2 separate regions of the Mus musculus genome follow, and region 1 is linked to region 2. Evidence: chromatin loops called from intact Hi-C (ENCODE). Cell type or tissue: left cerebral cortex. All regions are shown on one strand. Each heading gives the region's core, and the rest is flanking DNA. Links, peaks and the distances in the headings are about the cores only. Region 1 holds the start of BC055402 (cDNA sequence BC055402). Region 2 has its middle 55 kb from the start of BC055402.

Evidence for each region. Hi-C counts contacts between places; a loop is a spot of excess contacts. Peaks named below come from ENCODE experiments on the same cell type or tissue, not always from the same donor. Only the 100,000 strongest peaks of a DNase experiment are listed, where the experiment ranks them.
Region 1: it touches region 2 in a loop (2.4-fold over the local background); 6 of 42 quality-filtered maps call a loop at or near these places.

What each region holds. Positions count from the first base shown.
Region 1 is chr1:57,208,275-57,220,428 of GRCm38, forward strand. It overlaps BC055402 (cDNA sequence BC055402), which reads right to left and starts at 6,722. Exons shown (of 7, transcript NR_037990.1): 1 at 6,546-6,722; 2 at 5,439-5,622; 3 at 4,132-4,365; 4 at 526-765. In left cerebral cortex, for the core only: a CTCF peak has its summit at 6,160; DNase peaks (open chromatin) are centred at 4,614, 5,542 and 6,211; H3K27ac peaks cover 177 bases.
Region 2 is chr1:57,264,182-57,276,335 of GRCm38, forward strand. No RefSeq gene overlaps it. Among named protein-coding and RNA genes, the nearest start is that of BC055402, 55 kb to the left of the region's middle. In left cerebral cortex, for the core only: CTCF peaks have their summits at 4,993 and 5,747 (motif pointing left); DNase peaks (open chromatin) are centred at 1,409, 1,879, 5,357 and 5,732; H3K27ac peaks cover 191 bases.

The DNA of each region.
Region 1 (12,154 bases), core at 1,829-9,828, 55 kb before region 2:
GTTTGGGTGACAGGCCCCTTAAGGGTCAGTCTGAAGTGGGCTGAGTGTCACGGGCAGGAGAAACTGCACCTGGGCTGTAGCCAAGAACAGATCAAGACTTTTGCCTTCAGCACTTTCTGGACACAGCTGAGGACTTGCCCAGGTGACTGGTGGGCGTGTCTGCTCTTTTGGTCACGGGTAGCCCTTCTTTCAGTCTCAGGTGCGGAGTTTCCATCTGGGGTGATTAATAGGCTCATATGTCACGTGGTTCTGATATGTCTTGGTATATTTTCAGGTGTCATAATTTATTGGCACAAATAAATTATTTATCAGTTTGTGCCTCCTGGTGTTGGCAGATGGTAGCTGTTTATGCGCACAAACAAGATGTAGAGTCATTGTTTTTTGGCACTTACACTCAAAAGAGAGTAATTCGGGTCAGATTTGTTGCTTTATAAAGTGGAGTCATGTTAGGCTAGGCGCAGCCTGATATTCTGTGCACCGAGACACACAGCCTGCTCTCCCTGTACCTCTGTCCTTGGAACTTACCCCATGCCTGCTGCGTTCATGGGTCGGTATGGAAAAATTCCGTTCTGAGATTCTCTCCTTGATTTCACTCCTTTTCATCTAAAAGCAGTCAAAAGTAATGCGATTTTCTCTTATATGCGTTGGTATTAATCATGATAATCTCTGTTGAGTGCTTACTGTGTGCTGTGAGCAGCAAGAGGAGCATCTTTCACGGAATAGCTCATTGATCACCATGAGACTATGATGCAAGGATGCCGTCATCTCCACCCAACAGAAAGGAAACACAAACATGTTTAGTCACTCAGAAATTGATGCAGAGCTGGGATGTCTACTCAAAACTTTTTCTTGGTTCCTATATGATGAAATGTTTAAAAAAAAAATAGAAAAACTCAAGTGCAGAGGCCACAGTTAGACTTTTTCTCCACTACTTCAAGGTAGAGGGAGAATTCTTTATACAGTAGTACTGGCTGATCATGGAGAACCACAAATGGGTCTGACAGAAATCCAAATGTCAGGATCTTAGGGGGAATAAGAGAGCATTTTATAAAGAAGATTGGAACTGTTATTTATGCTATACCTTCAGGGTTTACCTCCAGGGCCAGCTGGAGGCTAATCTCTGAGCCAGCCTTCTGCTGTCTGTCACCCGGAGTTACTGGGGTGTCAACACCAGCTGTTTGTAACAGTACTGGGGAGTGTCACATGGTTGACAATAACCACAGTGACCGCTCCAAAGCCAGCATGTATCTGTGCCCAACCCTGAGGTATACACAAGGGGAAAACAGAGGAGTCATGAGCCCAGTGGCTGCTGAAGGTTGCACAGTTAGGAACAAAACTGGCTTAAGTCCAGATCTGACCCCAAAGACACTCAAAAGACTCCAAGAAACCCAAAGGCTTGTAGAAGGTGACCAGACTCTTAGCTGCCTTGCAAAATGGAGTGTGCCCCTTTCAGGAATATTGGTTTGACTCCCCGAGATAGGATGACACAATTTTCTCTTTTGTGAACAGGTCCAGAGGACGCAGACATTGAACATATCATCCATTTAATTAATTGAGGACCACAAAAAGGCAAGCATAAGAGCCCGGTGAGCCCTCGTGGACACCAAGTAGAAGCCTCCATTCGAGGTTCCAGGAGCTTCCACAAAGTCAAGTGCTGTATGGTTCTGGTGCTTTTGCCTCTGACAGGCTTCAAGGCACTAAGCTAGCTTCAGCTTCTCTGGTACTATAGAGCTGTGTTAATAAAATAAGGGTATAGATTTGCCAGAGTCCCTCGAACCCTATTTCTGGCATGATACTTTCAATGTTGAATGTAATAAAAATTCCTCCCAAGAATGCTGACATGGCTGGTAAATAATTTGCATTTTTAGTGGTTTGCCTAAGAACTTGAGAGCCCAAGAGCAGCTATAGCCTTTGAAAATAGCTGTATAAAGAAATAGGCTGGCTCTTTTCCTACTCAACATGCCTGCTGCTAGGCTTATCAACCACAAAGCAGGACTCAAGCTTTGTGTGTGTGTGTGTGTGTGTGTGTGTGTGTGTGTGTGTGTTGTGACATGCCTGATGTTTCAGTTTCATATCTGTAAATGGTACTTCAAATTGCCAGAGATCAGAGACAAGACATCCTCTTCACACAAGAGCCTCCATTTTCAACAACCAACACCATTGCTGTGGCTTCAGACATGTCCCCCAATGCTGCCATTTCCACTTACCCTGAGGACAGACTGATCCCATGTTAGGGCCTGAATTCTGTCCCCTCAGTATTCATACATTGAATCGATAGCCTTAGTAGAAATGGGCCTCTAGAGGGTGGTTCATGTTAGATGAGGCTACAGGGTAAGGTCTGAGTCCATTATCACCGTGTTATAATAACAACGAAGAGATCCCAGTGTCATGGATGGTTAGCCTCTTGTGACAGACAAGAAAAGGTCCCATCTGTAAGCCAGGAAGTGTCCTCAGGAAAAACCAACCCCATAAATATCTTGCTCCTAGACTGCCAGCTTCTAGAATGGTGAGAGAATGAATGTCTCTAGGTGCACCACCCAGTCTGTGGGTTTCTGTCGTAGCAATCAGGCAAGACTAATACACACCCCGTAGTTAGCATGGTGGCTTCCAAAGTGTGCCCACCACTCTTGTTACTCCGTCTTTTATGAGCTGAAGGAGAAGCTCGAAATACCTCTCACTTAACATATGGCAACCTTCAGCAGCCAACCATTTTAGACACAAAGGCTTGAGCTGCCCATGGTATCCCAACCTCAGGTCTTTGGATACATCAAGGACAAGAATACCATCTTGTTCCATGAGAGGTCCTGGTGATGTCACACTTACCCTCACTAGCCTCATCCCTAGACTCACAGTTACAGCATGGCCACCCAGAGGTCCAGGCTCCAGGTTTTACAGCATGCTGTGGAGGCCTTCTTGCCTCTATTTCCCCACATATCAGTCTACCACTTTGCCTGACAGACTGTCACACCATGGCTGTGCCCGGTTTTATCCTTCCACTCATTCATTCAATGAATATTTATTGGCTTATTATGTGCCAGGCACTGTTCCAGGGAGCTGGGACATTGAAAAAAAAAAAAAGCAAAAGTCTCCATCGTCATAGAAGTTACATTCTAGTATAAGCCCTTATAATTAAATATCTTTTAATCAAGCTGGGTTTCTGTTTATCTCATTGTAACACTGCTCTTTAGATTTTACAGTGTGCTATTTCCTACCCAATGACAGGTTTCCGTTCCAACCACATTCTCATCTTTTCCCCTCATTTTCTTAAATGAATAACATCACCAATACTCCATGTTACCCACAGAAGCTTGCTTGAGAGGAAGAGAGACAACAGGAGCTTCCGTGCCCAGTGGCATCCACACACATCCTATCAAGGCAAAGAGCAAGGGGAGGTTTCCAAGAGTCTGGAAGACAGAGAAGTTACCAGAGAGCAAAGTGCCAAGCGCAAAGGCATCAGATTCTTGGTTTCTACGTAAGCCCTGTATTGGCAGAAAGAACACAAACACAATTCCCCCTTCCTTCTCCTCAGGGACCTCTCTTGGCTGATCTCTTAAAACTCAATCGCGCCTGGTTCAGACCAAAAAAAAAAAAAAAAAAAAAAAAAAAAAACCAGCAAAGGTCATGGCAGTGAAATGCACATTGCATGCTGATCAGGGACCTTGGGTAGGAGTTACAAGCATGAACTCAAAAGCCAGAGCACTAAATTCACCCTGTAATTATTTTATTTTTGTCTATAGAAAGTCTCAATCAAATTTCTATCCCTGGTTCAAAGCAGTGTTTTCTGAAAATGTCTAAAAGCCAACTTGTATTTTTGTCTAAAACATACATAGTAACATAAACAAGTGGGCAGCGGGAATGTGAACTTACAGGGGTGAGAGGCGCATCTGTCAAAGCTAAAAAAAAAAAAAAAAAAAAAAAAACAACCAAACCCGGCAATCACCTTCATCATATTTCCAACTGTGTGTGAAGATAAAACACCTTGTCTTTCTTCTATTAAACCCAGTAGACGACTGTCAGTGTCACAGGTCTAAGTTAAAGCAAGAGAGGGATGCTGGAGCCCAGGGCTCCTCACCCCTCATCTTGCATTCTCTCGAAAGTCTAATGGATCATTTTGTCATCTTGGAAACTCACCCCTTGCAGAGCTATCATGGCGACGGTGGTGGCAGTGGGGGTGGAGGAGGTTTTGAACAGGGTTCATCTCCACTTAGAGAAGCTTCTTCAGATTGGTCTTCCAGCCAAGGAAGGAATCGGCTCTTGGTCTAATCGTGAAGGGCTGAGCTAATCTGAACATCACATCGGGCAAAGCACCTCTGGCTGCTCTCTTGCACAGGTAACGAGAAACATCCACGCCACATTCTTGGAGCCCTGAGAGGAGAGCAGCACCTTGTACCAGGCCAAGCAGCACAAAAACTGGTTTTGTGTGAGAGTTAACATTGTATTTGAAAAAAAAATCACTGGAGTTTATCTACGGAGCACCAAGCTGGTTTTGAAATGTATTGTATTCTTACTGCACAGGGCCCTGGTCCTAATGAAGACCTGCGTGAAGTTCGGAACACTCAAGAATGAGACCGTGGGGGAAAACTCCACAGAGGATTACAAGCAGATATGTGGCAAAGACTGCCAGCACGCATGGTGTCCTATACATGAGCTTTTCCTGAGAAACTCAGACGGGGAGAATCGTCCTAGCTCTATAACTGACAGCAGGAGACTATTTCACAGTTCTGCCAAATTGTGGTGCTCCTCACTGGCCTCCCACTACTTCCCCTGCCTCACAACTCTGGGTTGTAAGTTCAGATTCAGACATTTTCTAGGTTTCTCTATTTTCCTTTTTGGCTGTTATGGACACAAGCAACATCCTGTTTCAAATAAGGATATATATATATATATATATATATATATATATATATATATATATATATATCAAATGATTCTTATAGAACTTATAGAACTTGATGAATTAAGTGTAGACAAATCAGAAACACGTGGATTTAATTCCCCCTCTGTATATGCATGGATTTAAATATTCAAAGGAACTGAGCCTGAGAATATGTCTTTTGAATTCTCCTGGACACAGAATCTTCATTGCAGGCTTGCTTGACATCTTTCCTATACCAGGTCAAATTGCATGGTAAATCCATACACGTGTCTGCCCAGGGGTCACAGAGGGAGGTCACAGAGCTGTCCACGACTCGGCAGCCCGGGTGATAACCGTGCTGTATGGCGTGTGCTGTGAGAGGCCTCAAGGCCTCCAGCTTGCCTGTGTTCACACTCACTGAGGTTTGTTTTTGTTTGGCTTTTCATCTGAGAGAAGAACGTTCTAATGAGTTCCACCACCACACTCCCACCCCCCCTCCCATCATTTCTTCCCATCGCTGAAACCCTCAGGGAGAATCTACTGTGTGTGACAAAGAAATATGTCTTTCCTCTGTGTTCCAGACCTTGGAAACCATCCAAGACCCCCTTTCCCCGGAGGCCAGCTCTCCTCCGTTATGATTTGCATTTCACCGCCATTCACTGAAGCCGGCGAGAAGTTGTCTCGGCAGAATGGTGCGAGCTAAAAGTGGGAATCGAGAAGCCTCCATTTTCCAGCGTGCTCTGAACAACATCTCTGCTGCCAGAAACCTAAAGCCAAATTCAATTTGAAATTTATACAGAAAAGAACATCCACACATTCAAATTCTCCTCCCCTTTCCCAAGACCTCCTCCTGACCTGGGAATGTCTATTTCATGTTTAATTTAATTCTAGATTGCTAATTAATATCTCTACCCCCTCCTGCCCCCACCCTTGCAATTTAATTTCACATTGTCTTCATTTTCTTAAACTCCTCTTCTCCATGAATTTTTAACTTGGAAAACAGAACAAAGCAGCTCTTGAAATGTAAGCAAGAATTTGAAAAAGAAAGAAGAAATTGGGTCAGAAAAAAAAAAACGGTCTTTTTTTTTTTAATTGATTCAGTTTAAACCATCTGAAAGTACTTCAAATATACTTCCCACAAGGAAAGAAAACCTTGTCACCCCTCCTGTATTTGGTCATCCTTATAAAGGCTATTGGAAGCTTGCGTGTAAGAAGGAATATTGAAGTTACTCAAGCAGCTGAGTTAGCACTGCACCCCAGTTCAAACTGATGTTAGCCAGAACTCACTCCCAAATTGAGCATGGGTTTTCCTGAGCTGTTACTGAAGGCTTCCCACAGGGAGACACTGGCACTGCAGAGGGAGCATCAGCTGCTTCCTGCTTCCTCCCCTGCACACCCACCTCTGGGAAATCAGCTGCAGCCTTCTCTCCTCACATCCGTGTCCAAGGAGCCCCAAGGAACAGTTGCTGTCTAAATACTGCCTGGGGAGTGGCACTTTAGCCCAGTGCAACCTTTATGCATCAAGTTCTCTAAACCTTCTCATATTTGCTGAAAGCCTTCATGTGTCCCAACACCAAGGAAAGTGGCTTGAAAGGCCAAAGGCCATGCAGCGTTAAGAGAATTTACCAGACTCCCCCCAGGAGTATGTTGTACCTCGTCTATGGTGGCCATCCTTCAATCCCCAGCTGACCTGGTATTTGGGTGAGCATGAAGGTCGAAAAAAAGGTCTCCTCTCTCTGCTGCTTCCAGAGCCCTCTGGTTTACAGGATAAGATCCAGACGTCTTTGCACAATGGAAAACTTATAAGAGCTGGGACCTGGCAGCCTTTCTCAGCCCTTCATTATCCCTCAGAAGTCACCCAGGTCCTTGTCCACTCAGAGTCTCCCTGGCTATATCAGTCCCTGCTTGTCCCTCCCTTTGAAAGGCTTCCTGGTTAACACTGGCTTCTTCATGAAGACTCAACTCAACTTTTCCTCCTAATTAAAGAGATTCTTTTGTCACGTGAGCCACACTTGGCTCTTCTCATGGTGACCTGATTTTCCTCAGCCAAGGCCTTCCTGCTTCCTGAGAGAAGACCTTACCGTTGTTTTCTCCCTGTAGCAGATGCATACTGGTGACAGATGTGTGTAAAGTACAACAGAGATAAGGGAATTGTGATAGCCAAGTCTAGAGGACCATTTTGCAGAGAGTTTATGACATCTTAGCAATCAACTTAGCCAGTTATCTGCCATCAATACCAGACTGTGGCATATCTGAACCATTATTCTTCCCCTCGGGTTATTTTTACTGAATGCAGAGCTCAGCCCAGCCGTGCCAGATGATTGTAGAACTTTGTAGAAACCAAGGGGCTGCCTTGCCTTCTCCCCAGCATCTGCCTACACCCCATCTCACTCTCATTCCTCATTTAAGAGTTCACAAATTATTCCAGCCAATTTAATAAAAAAAAAAATGTTCTGTGAGGTAAAAGGGTCATGGTGATTAATTTTGCTCTCTTAATGAGGAGAAAATTTCATTTTTTATTGTTAATAACACAATGCCACACTCCAGGTAAATTCTAAAGAAGAGGAGCTCGTGGTTTTTGTTCACAGTTAAGGGGTCACATATACTTAGCAGTGGCCTTCTGCCTGACAGAGTCCAGAAACAACACAGCATCAAAATGGTAAGAGATCTTGCCTAGATGGCTTTCATGGCACACCTACTCCAGAGATAACCCTTAACCCAGTAACCCATTAATCCATCCATGATGACAGAGCCCTAATCAAGACCTGTCTAATCCCACTTCTTAATTTCTCATAATGGAGATTAAGTTTCAACATTACATTTAGAGAGGACAGACCACATTCAAACCATAGCACCATGCAAATGAAACTGGCTGTTTGGTTTAGTCAGGTCATGTCTGAAATAAACTATGCTATTAAAACCAGGTTATACTCCAACCCTTACGGCTAAAATGCTGAGGTTTGCCCCTGTTCACTGTCACTAGACAGTGAAGTGCTTTCTATGAGCTGATTCATTTGATTTTTACCAATTCTGGGTGGCACCTGCTTTTTTGGCCCAAACTTTAGTGTTGAGAAAGCTGGCCACAGACTCCAGCAGACATTGCACACAGCCCACAGGTTTTGTATTTTTTAGGGAAAATGACCATTTCATTGGCCCCAGAGAAGCAGCAACAGAGCCACAAGTAAACGACCCACAATATCTACCTCGTTTCCAATTCAAGCACTCCCTAGATTCTCCAGTTCTTCCCAGATTGGTAACTTCCCCTGGCTAGTCTGTACACCAAAAGTCAGGTGGGAAAAGTCGAATTCCCAGAGTAATTGAAAAGGCCCTGATTGTTGCTCCTTCACTCCCACAAAACTGGCTCTAACCAAACTTTGACTGTCATTACATGGAGAGTGAGAAGTAGGGGTGTTGCAGAATACTTGATCACACAGTGAATCCAAAGATAGTGTTTCTAGCTATGGTGTGGCCCAGCCTTTAGCGCATACCTTTGATCCTGCTAGTTAGAATACAGGCATGCTTCTAGCACACACCTTTAATTCCAAACAACAAACTTGGAAAGTTAGTTTATAGAGGAAGCTCCCATGTTTAAAAGTGATACCTAATTGAGTGGCAGACAAAGTGACAAATCAGAGAAAGATTTGGCAGAATAGGCTATGTCCGATTCTCACGAGAAGAGAGAGAGGAAAGGGGAGCTACTTGAGGGGCAGTGCAGGGAGAGAGAGGAAGAAATTTTACAGGCAGAGTTTTACAGAGACAGGTTAAAGAGAGAACAAGCTATACACCAGTGAAGACAGAAGAGGACAGAGAATGAGCCAGAATATTAGAACAGATTGCTAGATTTAGCATGAGGCCAAGTGGAGCAATTCAGTAGGAACGGAAAGAAGCCAGTTTGAGTCAGTTAGCACAGAGAGAAGTTTCAAGTCAACAGCTGAGTTAACCAGTCAGCCAGAGATGAGAAAGAAAAAGAGAGGGTGAACTTATTCAGCAGTAAGTCTCAGAGCTGAAACCATTCTAGGCCTAAATTACATTGTACCAAGGCTAGAGGCTTCCAGGGCTAGGTCTAGGATGGCAGACAGAGGCAGTACGCCTCCAAGATGACAACTCGAGCAGGAGAATAAAAGTCACAGGTACCTAGGGATGCTGTGCAACATGGAGGACACCAGAATCCAGAGAGAGCTAACGAAATGTCAATCACATCAGCACTGCAGAGGCCAAAGGAGAAGGGGAGGGACCCTGCCAAACTTGATGTGGGTAGATCTCTACAGTCAATGCTGGCCACACATTGCCTTCCCAAAATTCTGAGTCTTGGAATAAAAACAACCACCATATTTGTCTGCAAATATTCTGTTTATCCAAGATTAGGGAGCAAGCTTAGACAAGCTGTCTTTTTCACCTCGACACCCTTTGCCACCCCCTTTTGCCATTCTGTGCAATTACTGTAAGTGCTACCAATCAGCAATGCACATGAAACCAGTGATGGTTCCTCCCTTATAAAGGGCAGGAGGTTTAGGCTTCCCACGCTCATCTCCATGACCCCCACCTGTTTTCCAGAGACACTCAGATGGATCTTTCCCAACTCTCAGGAGCCCTTATAACCTTGAAGGCCCAATGCCACTTCTGTTCCCAGCTCATCCATGTGAAGTGGTTGCCACACTTAACGTCCCTCCGCCTCTCTCTCTCCATCTGCAAAATAGCCCAAATAATGAGAGCCACCTGCTTCCCTCACAGGAGCACAGTGAGAATTAATGGGACTGGGCTGGTGCTGCCAGCTTTCCAAAGAGCTTGGTGTATTTCGAACGAGAGACTCTATGGATAACTAATACGGTTCCCTAATCACGGGACTTTGAAGCTGCCCGTATATTTTCAGAGCCAGGGATACAGGAACATCCGGTTCCCTATTTGTTATTTGAAATGGGGCCCAAAAGAGAAAGGGACAAGACATGACGGAAAGATATGGTCGAAACAACCCTTCTGGTGACCATCCATTCAACATCTGTCTGAGGGGGTGGGTGGGTGATTACAGGGCCTCAGACTGTGGGAGTCCATTATCATTAGCGAGGTATTTCAAGCTGAGTGGACCAAAAGGACAGGTCAGGCCACAGATATTTTTACTGAATGCAGAGCTCAGCCCAGCCCTGCCAGACCATTCCAGAACCCTCTGACTCCTCCCAGCATCTACCCACACCCTGGCCCAACTCTCACTCCTTATTTAAGACTTCACAAATTGTTCCTGCCAGTTTAAGCAAAAAATGTTCTATGAGGTAAAAGGGCCACGGTAATTAATTTTGCTCCCTTGACTGGAAGGTGAAAAGCTTTTTATTATGTAAATTATAAATGTCCTGAAGGGAAACTTTATCTCCTCCCCCCCCACCCCCCACCAATGAGCCTGTCAGGCTGCCTACATCAGGATTTTTTTTTAATGTTTATTAGTCTAGGGGGGCTGTTTAGGAGGTTGTGTAGTTTCTAAGTGCTGACATTTATCTATTGCTTCATATAAACCTAGTGGCAGAGAGCCACAGTCGGACCACTAAATATGGAGGAGGGGAGGCAGTTGTACCGTCCACAGACAGGCAGACAGCAATGAGGAGCAGCCTGTGATCCCAGAGCAGTGTGGGACTCCCCATCCTCCAGGCTGAGCCCAAGGCCTGCCCTCTACCCACAGACTTCTCTTCTATCCTTCTTTTGGTGATTCTTTCTCACCTGTGTCCTCTCAGCCTTTCCCACATCACTCGGGATAAGGATATCTGTACAAGCCAACCTGCCCTGGGGCTGAGAGGTCTCCTCCTCCCCCTCCCCTCCTTCAGCTTGCCCAGCCACAGTTCTTTGTTTGGAACCATTCTTTTTTATAATAGAACACACTGGAAACTGGAACTCTTTCTTCCCACAAAACAATGAGTGTTTGTACACAGTGATGCCTGGCTGGGCCGTGATGTTCGGAGACATGGCCAGACATCCTCTCCATGTGTCTGTGAGGATGGAGTTGGGATGAGATTTATTTACACTGAAGTCAAAAGACTGAATGGAGCAAAGGCTTCCCTCTAATCCAAAGTGAGGCCTGTGAGACTGACAAGAAGTGACACACACATACACACTCATGAGCTCTCTCACTGGAGAACTCTAAGCCTTGATCACAAACATCATTCTTCTCCAGGAAGTGGAAGGCTTAGCACTGTGGCCCTTGCCTTATGGGCCTGAAGAAAGAGTGTTGCTTAAACCCCCTTCCATTATAAAGCAGCGCCTCTTAGCTTGTACCTCAGCAGCTGAGTGGTCTGTCCAAAGCTGACAACGGAGAAGGAAGCAGGGAAAAGTCAGAAAAAAGGAGGTGTGAGGTTGCTATCCTGAACAAGGATCCAGACTGGGGAATTTGAATGAGAAGGGGTCCTTAGGCTCATATATTTCAAACTGGTCCCCGGTTGGTAGATTTCAGAAGAGGTTGGTGGGAAATGTGGTCTTGTTGGAGGAGGTGTGTCACTGGGGGAGGGCAATGAGGTTTCAAAAGCCCATGCCATCTGCAGTTCTCTCTCTCTCTCTCTCTCTCTCTCTCTCTCTCTCTCTCTCTCTCTCTTCCTCTCTCTCTCTCTCTGCCTCCTACTTACAGATAAGGATGTGAGCCCTCAGCTTCTACTCCACTACCATGCCCACCTTCTTGATGCCATGCTCCCAACCTTGATAGTCAGGCCCTGACCCTCTGAAGCTGTAGTCCCAACAAACTCTTTCTTCTATAATTTACCTTGATTATGGTATTTATCTCAATAGAAAAGTAACAAATATGCCAACTTCACTATAAGCTCTGTGCTCTGTGCTTCACAAAAAAAAAATCTATTTCAATGCCACATCCATGGTACCAGTTAGTAAGTAGCTGATCAGGATAATTTGTCCTCCAACTGTGCTTAAGGTGAAGGTATGTAGAGGGGAGGAACAGGGCCTATCTCTCTGGAGCACATGTTCTCGTGAAAAGCTCTAAAATTAATGAACAGCACACATCCTAGCAGGCTGCACTGGGGTCTACTGTGCACAGTGGGAGGAAACAGCCCTGAATATGATGACTATGTCAGAAAAAGCACCCCTGAAAGGGCTCATTTGGAGGCAGCTGTCAAAGAGAACTGACTGAGCTGAGGGAGCCTTTGAGCAAGAGGAAGGAATGGGGTCCTGCAATGAAGAGAGACCCTGAGCACAGGAGCCTAGTGCAGAGCCAGGCGGTCTGACACACAGTGCCATGCTTTCTCCAAGTCAACCAATGAAGTCACGAATCAGAGGAATAACATTATTTCGACTCTTTTTTTTTTTTTTTTTTTT
Region 2 (12,154 bases), core at 1,381-9,380:
AATTAAAATATATCAACTATATTTATAATACTCACAAATTGTGTCCCACTTAAAATCGACTACATTGGATTGCAATTAGGAGACTATTGACCTGCTTGTTGAGTGCACTTGGTTTTAAGTCTAGGTCAGTCATTTCTTCAAGTCAATGTCCAGGTTTTAATGGATAATTGAAGATTTCAAACCATATACTCATAAGCTGATTAATTGTGATTGACACAGTCCCTGCAGCTAAAGTCTGGATCAATGTCAAATTCACTCATATTGCAAACTGTGCTGGTATAGCAGTTCCTTTTATTAAGCACTTCCTGTCCTCCTCCTTTGTCTCTCGTTTAAATACCAATAAGCCTTTACCAAAATGCCCTCCTTGGTTCTGTAAACAAGAGGCCCTTTAAATGTCCAACCCTCTTAGAGTCAACTGCACGAAAGCTGCTGGAGCACATGGCCTCAGTCACCCCTGGACTCTGTACAGTGAGTTCTAAAACTATCTTCTTGGCAGGTTCTCAGAAAGTGGCCACCGTTAACAGTCCAGAAAAGAGAGTAAAACATGTGGAAATGCAGCTATGATTATCGCAGTGAGGGTACCATTGATATGTGGTATGTGTACTCACAAGTTATGCAATTGTCCCTAATGAAAAGTGTGCTATTGAAATGTTCTGAAGAAGTACTTTCTGTTTCATGTTCAATCTATGCTCATTAGCAACGGTGGAAGCTGAACCTTATTTAAGTAAAGATGAATTGCTATATTCAGAAAGAATGAATCAATTTGTAGTGCAGGTGAAATTCTAGGAGATAAACATACATTTATTCTAAGTAAGTAGAAAGCAACATATTACACTGTCTGGGTGGGAATACCTGAAATCTCATACTTTTGAGTGCCTTAATTCTTTTTATATTTACCAAAAAAGTCACACACCCAAAATGCTATTTTAAAATCAAAGAAATCTGTTCTGCATCTCATTTTACTATTTAATAGAGCAGCTGAAAAATGACTTAAAGATGTGGCCATATGGTGTGAAACTCCAGAATCAGGGGAAGAATGAGATACTGTAAACACGTAAAAGGCAATGAAGGAGCCGGCTCCGAGCTCCAGGCTCCAAGCTCCGAGCTCAGTGAAGGAAAAACTGGCGGGCTGGGGGGAGGGCTGGGGGAGGGGGGGGCTCTGTCTTCTATTGATCACATTGGAGGACACGGACTCACTGGTGGTTTCCAATACATAATGCTGCATCTCAAGTGTCTGAGAGATTCGAGGAAGTCTCTCCTTCTTCCTGAAATTGTTTGCACAGAAAGCTCCATAGAATAAATTACCGAGGCTTCCAGCACAGCTCAATTAACTGAATGAAGCAAGGAGAGAAACAGCTCCAATCTGGTAGCCACAGAACCTGGCATAATTTTTGCTTGAAGAGTTTACAAGCGGATTGGGGCATTTAAACGACAGCCTGGATTTGGGAGTTAAGGATAACAGGAAGAAGAGGCAGGAGGGGCTCAAACTAACACTTTGCCCCCACAGATGTCTCCGTAGGAAGTGAGGTGCTCAAAACCCAAGGCATTTCACGTCTGTCTTCATGAGGAATTCTGATGTCTCCACTACTTTCTCCAGCTTCACAGATACTATGAAGCCAGACTTTCTGTTCCCTGGGAATTCCAAACAGTTCTTTCCTTGAACAGTGCTTCAGAAACATAGCCCAGCTTCGTGTCACAAAACTTCAAGTCACTTGATAAGTGATTAAATTATCCAGGCCTCAAGGAGAGTCATCCAGTGCCGACCCAATGCTTGGACTCTGAATTTCTATCTATACCTTAATTTATTCAATGAAGATTTTTTTTCCAGACCAGCAATAGACTAGGCCCGGAGAATAAAACCATCTCTTTTCAAGAGCACCTAGTTGAATTGGGAGAGAAACCTTATAACCAGTTCCTGAAGAATAAATGATCTACCCAGCCAAGCTGCAGAAAGTCTTCAGAGAACTGCTGCTGGGGATTTGCTACAGGTTCTGGGTAACCAGTCACCTACTTCCTAGGAACAAGTTTTACTTCTGTTTTGTAAGAAATGTAGATGCTTTTAAGGCACTGGAGACATTTCCTTCCCTTCTGTTAAAGTCAGGCATGACACTTCTCACCCACCCCTTCCTCATAATTGCAGTGTGTGGGTGGCCATGAGAGATGGCAGGGGCTTCTCTGAGGGTGACTTACAAAACAAGAAACTTAGTCTCTGCCCTCTGGTTGCCCCAAACCACTTGGTGACAGAACAACAATAAAGAAGAAATGATGTTGACAATCTCAGGGTCTGCTTACACATTAGCAACTGACTGTCTCCTTCAACCAAACATGATCCCACAGACAGTCAGGAGCTGTGGAAGCAAAGAAAACCACAACTTAAATACTGAAAGCCTCATGTCATAGCAATAGCATTTCCTTACAAATAGATGGCATCCTCAGTAGCGAGCACTGAAAACCCAGGGGATGAGTGAAAGGTAGAGGGGGCAAGCCTGGCGGGGGGGGGGGGGGAAGGTCTTACAAGGGGGGATCTGGGGCGGGTCTTACAAAAGGCAAGCCTATGGGGATTTTTACAAGGGGTAGGCCTATGGAGTCTTACAAGGGGTGAGTCTATGGGGGGGGGGTCTTACAAGGGTAGGGTCTATGGGGCATTTTACAAGGGGTGGGGCTATGGGAGGTCTTACAAGGGACACTTGGAACAGCTAAGATGAAATCACTACACACCAACCTAGATCACTAGGCCTCCTTCTGGTCCTATGTTCTCGCCTGCTTCAGAATTTGGCTCAGTTCCAACAGCAGTGCCCTCGTGCTACATTGAAAATAAAACAAAGGGCACCATTCATCACAGTTTTCAACAACTGGTTTCTTTTCTTAGTTTGAAAGAAAAACTTGGCAATCATAAAGCCGAAGGGTTTTTTTTTTTATTTTGTTTTATTTTTATATATTTTCTTCTTGGTGTCAAAATAAACTAGAACCAAAAGGGCCAATGGGAAGAAAAGGAAAACAGAGAAAATGCTTTAGAGCTGAGTGGGCCACACACTGCCATTCGACAGACACTGAACCATGGAATGTATCACTCTTAAGTTCAACCCAAAGAGCCAGTTCCTTTCTGCTTCTGTAAGATGTGGCTACTTAGGGAAACTCAAATAGGCTCCCGGTGTGAACTGTGCTGAATATTTACTTTAATCAAAGTGACATTTCCCAGATGGTGTCATCCAGAAAATCTCATCTGAAATGCGGAGTAAACGAGAATTCGGTTGAACATTCCAAGGGAAATCGAACACAGGTGTGCACCCATTTTAAGACGATTTGGTTTATGATAATAGGAACCTAGGAAACCAGTACATTGATGGCATGAATACTCCTCCCCCGGGGCATCTGATCCTTGCCGTAGCTACCAGGGAATTCTTGTGAAGTGTGAGATCCAGGGCATCAGGCTATGTTGTCAATTGCATGGTCCTAATACTCCTGGTTGCTAATGATGAGCCCCACTTTCCACAGTCCCCAGACTTTCCCTCTGCCCAGCCAAAGAAAGTGTTTAAGTTAAGAAGCTGCTCTGAGTGCCTCTCAGAGTTACTAGCCTATGAAAATGAACTCACTGAACACTCACGGAATCCTGAGGCTGTAAATGGAATAGATGTGTGTAAGGACAGTGTGCACTTCAGAAGTTAAATAAAAGGCATACAGACAAGGGAAGAGAGGCCAGGCATGGTGGAACCTATCACCTAACCTGTTTGCTCATAGGGGACATTTCAGGGGAAATGGCCTTGCCATCGTTTACAGGAGCAGTCACTGACTCAGCACATTAGGAAGGACAGACTGAGCCAGACGCTGGTCATGTGACTTACAAGCAGTTTATCAAGGGGACCCCTGAATTTCCCTGACCTCAGCTGCTGCATCTGCAGGGTGATAACCACACCTGCCTTGGAGGCATGCTGCCAGGACTCAGGGGGTGTGTGTGTCATGTACTCATTGTGCACACAGGTCAGACCCAGCTCTGTTACACCTGAAGCTTGTACAACTCTGAGCATAAACTGTAAGGCAAACTGCCCTAAACTTTGCTTGAAAATGAGCTTAGGAGTAAATCATGAGAAATTACACTTTTTTGGAATTTATTAATTTGTGTGTGAGTAGATAGACACCTGTGTGAGATGTGTGTCCCAGGTAATGAGGATTGGCAGCCAGTGACTTACTTCAAGCAATCACACTTAAAACCTGAGAATGGTACCAGGGCTTAAATTGTCTTTCAAAATAATGAAACTGATCTCTTCGTCCCTTTCTGCATGTGTTTTTCAGTGACACGCTTGAGTTGCACTTCCCAGGGCTATCCTTTCCTACTTTCCCGTTGTCATTTTAAGAGACTGCAAAGCTCGTTCATCTTTCCTTCTAGACAGTCAGGAGGGAGACACCTGCTCTTGGTTGGTCAGTGTTGTTCCTTTTCTTTTCGTGAGATAGGGTCTCACTATAGCCCTGGCTGGTCTTGAACTCACAGATAGTTGCCTGGCTCTTGCTCCTGAGTGCCTGGACTAGCTGTTAGTGTTTGGGATGCAAAACTAAAGCACAGCTTCCCACCCTTGTTGCTTGTCCTCGCTGGTTTTCCCAGAGACAGGTTTGCCAAAACCAGAAGTTCTGGTAAATTCTACTCCACACGATCATCATGGTGAACTGAATAATGCTGAATATGCCTCTGTATTTGTAACTGTGAGCCCATAGCAGCTCAGATGTTCTGTAGTTCAGGCTCCCGATGGAGTGGGGACAGACAGCTAAGAGATCCACCCTTTACTTACAGACTCATGCTTCTGAACTAAAAATTCCACAAACCAGCCCTGACTTCATCTGTCTTTAGTCTTGATCCTTCTCCCTGTCTTGCCCAATTCTAGTGCATTTGTGAAGCGTTTCAACTCTGCTTTGAGCATCTCACCTCTGGGGGAGCTATGGAGAATTCCTGGAATCCATTTTGTTTTTAACTAGAAGAGCTGGTAAGAACTTAACTCCATGTGGAAGAGACTCTGAGCTGCATAACTATACCCTACTGGTCGTAATTACAGTCAGCAGAGCTTCCCCTTATATGTCTCCTAAAATGTTCAGCGACATTCCAAGAGCCACGTGCACCACCAGTAGAGCCCAGTTCAATGGAAACTGAGTTGTTTTCCTTTAAGGCCTTCCGGGTCTCATGACAGGAACACCAGAGTATTGAGCCACATACAGGTGCAGGACACAGGTGGTATACTGGTTACAAACCCAAGATGCTGGCCTTGGCTGTTGCCATACCAAAGCCATAAAACAAAAGAAAACAAAAAGAGGTAGGAAAAGACAGTGGGCGGTTTCAACCATCTGTGCCCAGAACATCTTTCTTTAGCAGACTTTACAAAAGTATACAGTTGTGTGCATAGACAGCCTGTGAACACGGCACCCTACAGGGTTTTTGTGTAAGTAAAGGCACCTGTGGCTTACATGTCCTTATCCTAAATGGTTACTCTGCTCCCACTGAAAGACAGTACATGTTCAGTAAACACTTGGAAATGACGTTTTATCCTCAGGGACCTTACAGTCTAGCCAGCAAAACAAACAAGAGTAGGTCAACAAACCCCTGCCACAATTCAGCATGTCAGAGCCCAAATCTGTAATTGCGCAGAATGTGGGGAGGTGAATTCAAACCAAACTAAGTGACTAAGTATCTGCAGGGTGAGCCAGCCAGGAGTCTGGGCTACAGATCCAGATCAGCCCTGGTCGTAACTGCAGTTTTGGCCCCACCTGGTGGTGGTTTTACTCCGTGATTTAGACACTGCTGAGGAACTTCGGAGTCCTGGGGCTGACTTGGTTTTTCAGAGTGGCGGGACTGATTTCAGATTTTTTTCCAATTAAGTTTATTAGTCAACTCGGCGGAAGTTCAGTTGGGCGGCACCTGGTGCTGTGGGCTTGTCCTTTGCGTCCCTCGTTGAGAAAACAGGGCTGTGCTCGGGCCTGCACAGGATGCACAGACAGTCCAAGGAGGGGGGTCACAAAACTGGATGCCAACACATCTCCCAGGTACAGAAAGGACTACTTGGGCAATGCCTCAGAGTGCAACCGCCTCAGGAAGGACAGATCCAGAGGGGACTTCTGAAGAAATTCTCAGCATCTAGGAGTGTGGTCCTCCTATAAAACTGCTAAAGGAGGAACAGGCTAACTCACTAAACATACACAGAGATTTTAACTGCATCACAGGACACCAGAGGCAAAGGCTGACCAGATGAAGGAGAAGGAATCTGGAGTCCTAGCTTAGGTTCAAGAGCATTGCCTAGGGTTAAGACTGAGTTATGACCTTGCATAACAGGAGATATGACAGGAGAGAGTTAACACTGATTCAACAGAATTGGGGAACTTGGGGTCATCTACGTCAGGGGACGTGTTGAGAAAAACCATATGATATAATATCAGCAGAGTCTTGGTTGACATTCCACAAGTCAGATTAAATAGTGATGCCAAAACATGCACACAAGGCTTCTTGTATCTCTTATCTGGGTATTTACCTTCGTCACATTCTTGCAAAATATTAGGGTAGACATTATGAAGGAAAATGAACATGAATCTAAACATATATAGAGAACAGCATTCATCACTTTCCAGAAACCCTTTGTGTTTACTAGAGATGATAGTTTTATGTAACCATGTGCCATTGCTGGACCACGCCAACCCCACTTTTTCTAAAGCAGTTAGCCTTCAAGGACATTTTAGTGCCTATGAGGTCAGAAAACTAACTGGCTGCAGATGTGTCTATGCAGTGAAATGATAGGGACCTAGCACAGTTAATAAACATCACCTGCCCAGCCGAGGAAGAGGGCTAGGAAAGAACGACAAGTAAGTATTATAGGACTAAGAGAACATTCATTCTTCAAAAGGGAGAAGTTTGCATCTTGAGCCACAAGCTGCTATGCAAAAAGAAAAAGGAAAGGGAAGGAACGAGAAGGGAAGGGAAGGGAAGGGAAGGGAAGGGAAGGGAAGGGAAGGGAAGGGAAGGGAAGGGAAGGGAAGGGAAGGGAAGGGAAGGGAAGGGAAGGGAAGGAAAGGAAAGGAAAGGAAAGGAAAGGAAAGGAAAGGAAAGGAAAGGAAAGGAAAGGAAAGGAAAGGAAAGGAAAGGAAAGGAAAGGAAAGGGATGCACTGACAAACTCTCTATGGTTTTTATTACATTATCCATTCTTATTCCCCAACAACTCTCTAAATGGAAACAAAACTATAAATGTCAAAGAGAATATATAATCTGTTAATACAAAAACCACAAGCTAAGCGAGTAAAGTACAAATGAGAAGAAAATGAGTTAGTATCAACACCGAGCCCTTGGTTGCATGGGGAAACACCACCTTTGCCTGATGACCTGTGAGAGGGGTTTGTACAGGATCTAGTGTGGACCCAACCAAGGAAATGGAAGGCATAGTGTTTCAGAAGCGAGGACCTTGAAAGCTGGTAAAGATTAGAAACCTACGAAAACCAACAAACCAACACAAATAGCACCACCTCTGGGACTGCAGCACAGGTGCTTGGAAGTCAAGAGAGGAGCCCAGTTTCTCAAAGCCTAGAGCCATGGTTCTCAACCTTCCTAATACTACAACCCTTTATTACAATTCCTCATGTTGTGCTGACCCCTCCCCCAACTATAAAATTGGTTTCTTTGCTATTTCATAAGTAACTTTGCTATTGTTCTGTAAAAATCTGTATTTTCTGATGGCCTTTGGCAACCCCTTATGAAAGGGTTGTTAGCTGCCACAAAGAGGTCACGACCCACAGGTTGAGAACTGCTGGCCTAGACACTTCAAGAAGCAACTCACTGACATGGAGCAACCGACAATACTCAGGTCATGCCAAGGCTTCAAGGGGTCATCGTGAAACCAGTTTTGAAAGCATCAAAAACAAAACAAAACAACAAAAAACAACACAATGTCCACTATCAAGATGAACACTGTAGAGGTGGTGAGGTGACACTTCCAGAGATAGAGGTTACATGAATAAGAGCAGCTCTCCCTTCCCTTCCCAGACTGCACCTTCCTGCCTCATATTTCACTTTCCACCACTCAAACTAAAAATGGTGCTTTACAGAGTCCAGGACTCATATAAACAGAATATGGAAGCTGAGAGACAGCAGGTTGGTAACATGCACACTGACAACACAGAGAAAGAGTTCTGTCCCATGTTTAGGTCTGTTTCTCACATCTTAGTTCATGAAAAGCAATTTTGTCTCAAAATATCTTGATCAGCAACAAAGAAGCTGAGAGAGTGTCACCCAAGGGCAATCTGATCTACACCCAAGCCATGCTATCTAGGACGACGTCTTACACCCCTGAGAAATAAGAGATTGAAGTTACCTATGAAAAATGGGCTTCTTGGAAGCCATGTGCGGGCTGGCTTAAAACAATAAGCATTTCTTGCCCCCAGGGACATCATTCTCTACAAATATGGTCTGGATGCTTATCAAACAAGTTTTTAGGCTGCTCTCTGAAGTCTCTGGGCAAGTACAAACACCAGAGTCAAATAAATGCCTTTAAAAGCAAGGCCGTGGAGCACGTACCCTGTCAGTGGGATCCTCATATTCCCCCAAAGTAAACAGTAACATGAGAATATTTATATGAAATAAAACTGTGTATCAAGCCTGCCTTGGCTCAGCCAGAGGGAAGGATAAATCCCTTGCAGATCTCTCAGAGAGTGGTCCTTTGTTGACCGCGGACGCCACTTCCAAGACAGTGCAAACCAACTGCAGAGCAAGGCTTTTCATTATGCCAAGGAATGAAAATATTACAACACCCTCCATTTTGTTTTATCTCACAGTTATATTTTACTTAAACCCCCTCCTACCTTTTGTTCAAGTAATTTTAATTTATCATGAGTCAAGCCCAAATTTAGGTTGGAAACAAATGACAAGTCCCTACCACAAACCCACAAACAGTGTCACCCTCATGGCCCAGCGTCCTTGCTGCTTGCCTTCCCCCTCTTTTAAGAAGCTAAAGGCTACATCCGTGGGAGGGGTTTAGAGGGAGGAAATGGGAAGGGAGAAATGATGTAATTAAAATCTCAAAACCTGAAAGAAGAGATTTAAAAATAAAAATGCATACATACTATAATGTTCAAGGAAAAAGCTTTTAAAGAAAATATGCAATAAACCTTTGGAGTTTATATATTAAGATAAAAACTAATCTTTTAAATATTTTCAGGTTTTTCAATATTGCTTTCTTATGTTTTCAGTAAACTTAAATATTCCAGAAAGAAAGAAGACTACAGCCTGAGGTTTAAAGTTGAGTGGAACAAAAAGGCTGGAAGGTTGATCAAAGGTGAATTCTATTTGTCCACGTGGATTTGTGCTTGTTTCCCAGCTGGCACATGTCATGGGCAAAGTCACCTGGTAGGAACTGGGGGTGAAATGAGCTATGAAGCTAAATGTCTTGCAATATACATTTTTTCCTTTTTTAATATTTTTATTAGGTATTTTCCTCATTTACGTTTCCAATGCTATCCCAAAAGTTCCCCATACCCTCCCCCACCTCCCCTGCTCCCCTACCCACCCACTCCCACATTTTGGCCCTGGCCTTGCAATATACATATTGGGGAAAGAAAAAAGTAATACTGGCGAAACATTTGCACAAACTTAGTCTGTTTCTTCATAGGTCCACCTGAGAAACGGTCACTGAGAATCAAGAGGAGAACGTTAGTGAACTTCTCATATTATTTTAGTCCAATGGGACAATCCTTGCTAACTCAAGCTAGGACAGAGCTGGGGATACTGTGTCTGTCCACAGACAAGCCTCCACAGGGCACAGCTGACTCAAATTCCTAAAGAACCAAGCAGGGGCATAGAAGAAGGGAGAAAGAGAACAGAATGAAAGGCTAGTTAGCATATGGGTGAGGGACAAACAGCCCTGCACGTTTAGCAGCACTGATAATAAATAATGACTTACAATTTTCAAGTTGATAGCTGGATCAAAGACCAAGTTTGATTAACTGTATTTCAAGCTTGTACAACCACTCTGGAAATCAGTCTGGCGGTTCCTCAGAAAATTGGACATAGTACTACCGGAGGATCCCACAATACCTCTCCTGGGCATATATCCAGAAGATGTCCCAACCGGTAAGAAGGACACATGCTCCACTATGTTCATAACAGCCTTGTTTATAATAGCCAGAAGCTGGAAAGAACCTAGATGCCCCTCAACAGAGGAATGGATACAGAAAATGTGGTACATTTACACAATGGAATACTAGTCAGCTATTAAAAAATGAATTTATGAAATTCCTAGGCAAATGGATGGACCTGGAGGGTATCATCCTGAGTGAGGTAACCCAATCACAAAGGAACTCGCACAATATGTACTCACTGATAAGTGGATATTAGCCCAGAAACTTAGGATACCCAAGATATAAGATACAACTTGCCAAACGCATGAAATTCAAGAAGAACAAAGACCAAAGTGTGGACACTTTACCCTTTCTTAGAAATGGGAACAAAACACCCATGGAAGGAGTTACAGAAACAAAATTTGGAGCTGTGACGAAAGGATGGACCATCTAGTGATTGCCATATGCAGGGATCCATCCCATAATCAGCTTCCAAATGCTGACACCATTGCATACACTAGCAAGATTTTGCTGAAAGGACCCAGATATAGCTCTCTCTTGTGAGACTATGCCGGGGCCTAGCAAACACAGAAGTGGATGATCACAGTCAGCTATTGGATGGGTCACACGGCCCCCAATGGAGGAGCTAGAGAAATTACCCAAGGAGCTAATGGGAACTGCAACCCTATAGGTGGAACAACAATATGAACTAAGCAGTACCCCGGAGCTCTTGTCTCTAGCTGCATATGTATCAAAAGATGGCCTAGTCGGCCATCACTGCAAAGAGAGGCCCATTGGACTTGCAAACTTTATATGCCCCAGTACAGGGGAACGCCAGGGCCAAAAAGGGGGAGTGGGTGGGTAGGGGAAACAGACCTCCAGAGTAGATTGGTAAAGATCATTTATAGTACATATCACTGTTATAATGTACTTTCAAAACATTTTCTTAAAATAAAGACCGACAGTTATGGTAGGCATATTTTCCCTATCTTGTAAGAAATGGGACCATGTAAGAAATGTGGACATGTCTAACAGAGTAGCAACCCAAACCCTAGTGTAACAGTCGATTGTCCAAAATTCTTCCTACTAGACTATGGGGATTCCACTGAAGCTAGTCACTACATCTTGTTAATGACTGCTTCTCAGCTCTCAAAGACTCAGACACCTGGTCTACCAGAGCAGCATCTTTCCTCTCCATCATAGCAACTAAAATTACTTATGTTTGAAACCATTCACAAGTCCATCATTTTTCTGTCTTTACTGTAGTTATAGTGAAAGAAAATAGCAGATATCCACAAAACCTTAGCCCTGGAATGACATAAACAATCAAATGTAAGTTAAATATAACTTAAAAAAAAAAAGGCTAGGTCATTGGATCCAAAGGGTAGGTTAAGTCTGACCTAATTTGATTTTTAATTATTTAAAATAAATGTATATTGTATATTTTCTTTGGAGTTCATATTTTTTCTTAGTAAATAAAATTAGTGGAAAATTTAGTTCTCTTTGCTTTGTAACTAGAAAATATCTTCTATTAAAGCAATATAAATATTAAAGATTAGCCTACATTGTCAAAATCAATAAGCAATTTATTTTAGTTCATAAAAAGGCTACATATTTTAATTTTATTCAAATAAAATTTCTCCTACTAATATCCTTTTTGTTCAAATATATGAAGACCTCCACAATTATCATTTAAATTACCCAAAGGGTAGACACTTTCTTTAAGTCCTACACAACACCATCATGCTGTCTTCCTACAAAAACCAGTAAAACCTAAATAAATCTGGCTTATGAAGTTGTCTGGAATGAATAGGTTGTCTTAAAACTGGCCAAGAAAGGGCCAATGTCATTTGAAAGTCAGACTTATTTATATTTCTCTTCAAATTATAGTCACTTTAGTTCAAATTTTTATTTGTTCTTTGAGAATTTTGTAAATATGTTTTCATCATTTTCTCACCCTAACCCTACTCCTTCAAACTCTATCCCCAACTTATCTACCTACTCAATTACCCAACTACTCAACTGTTTTCTCCTCCTCTTTGTCCTCCTCCTTCTCCCTCTTCTCTTCTCTTCTCTTCT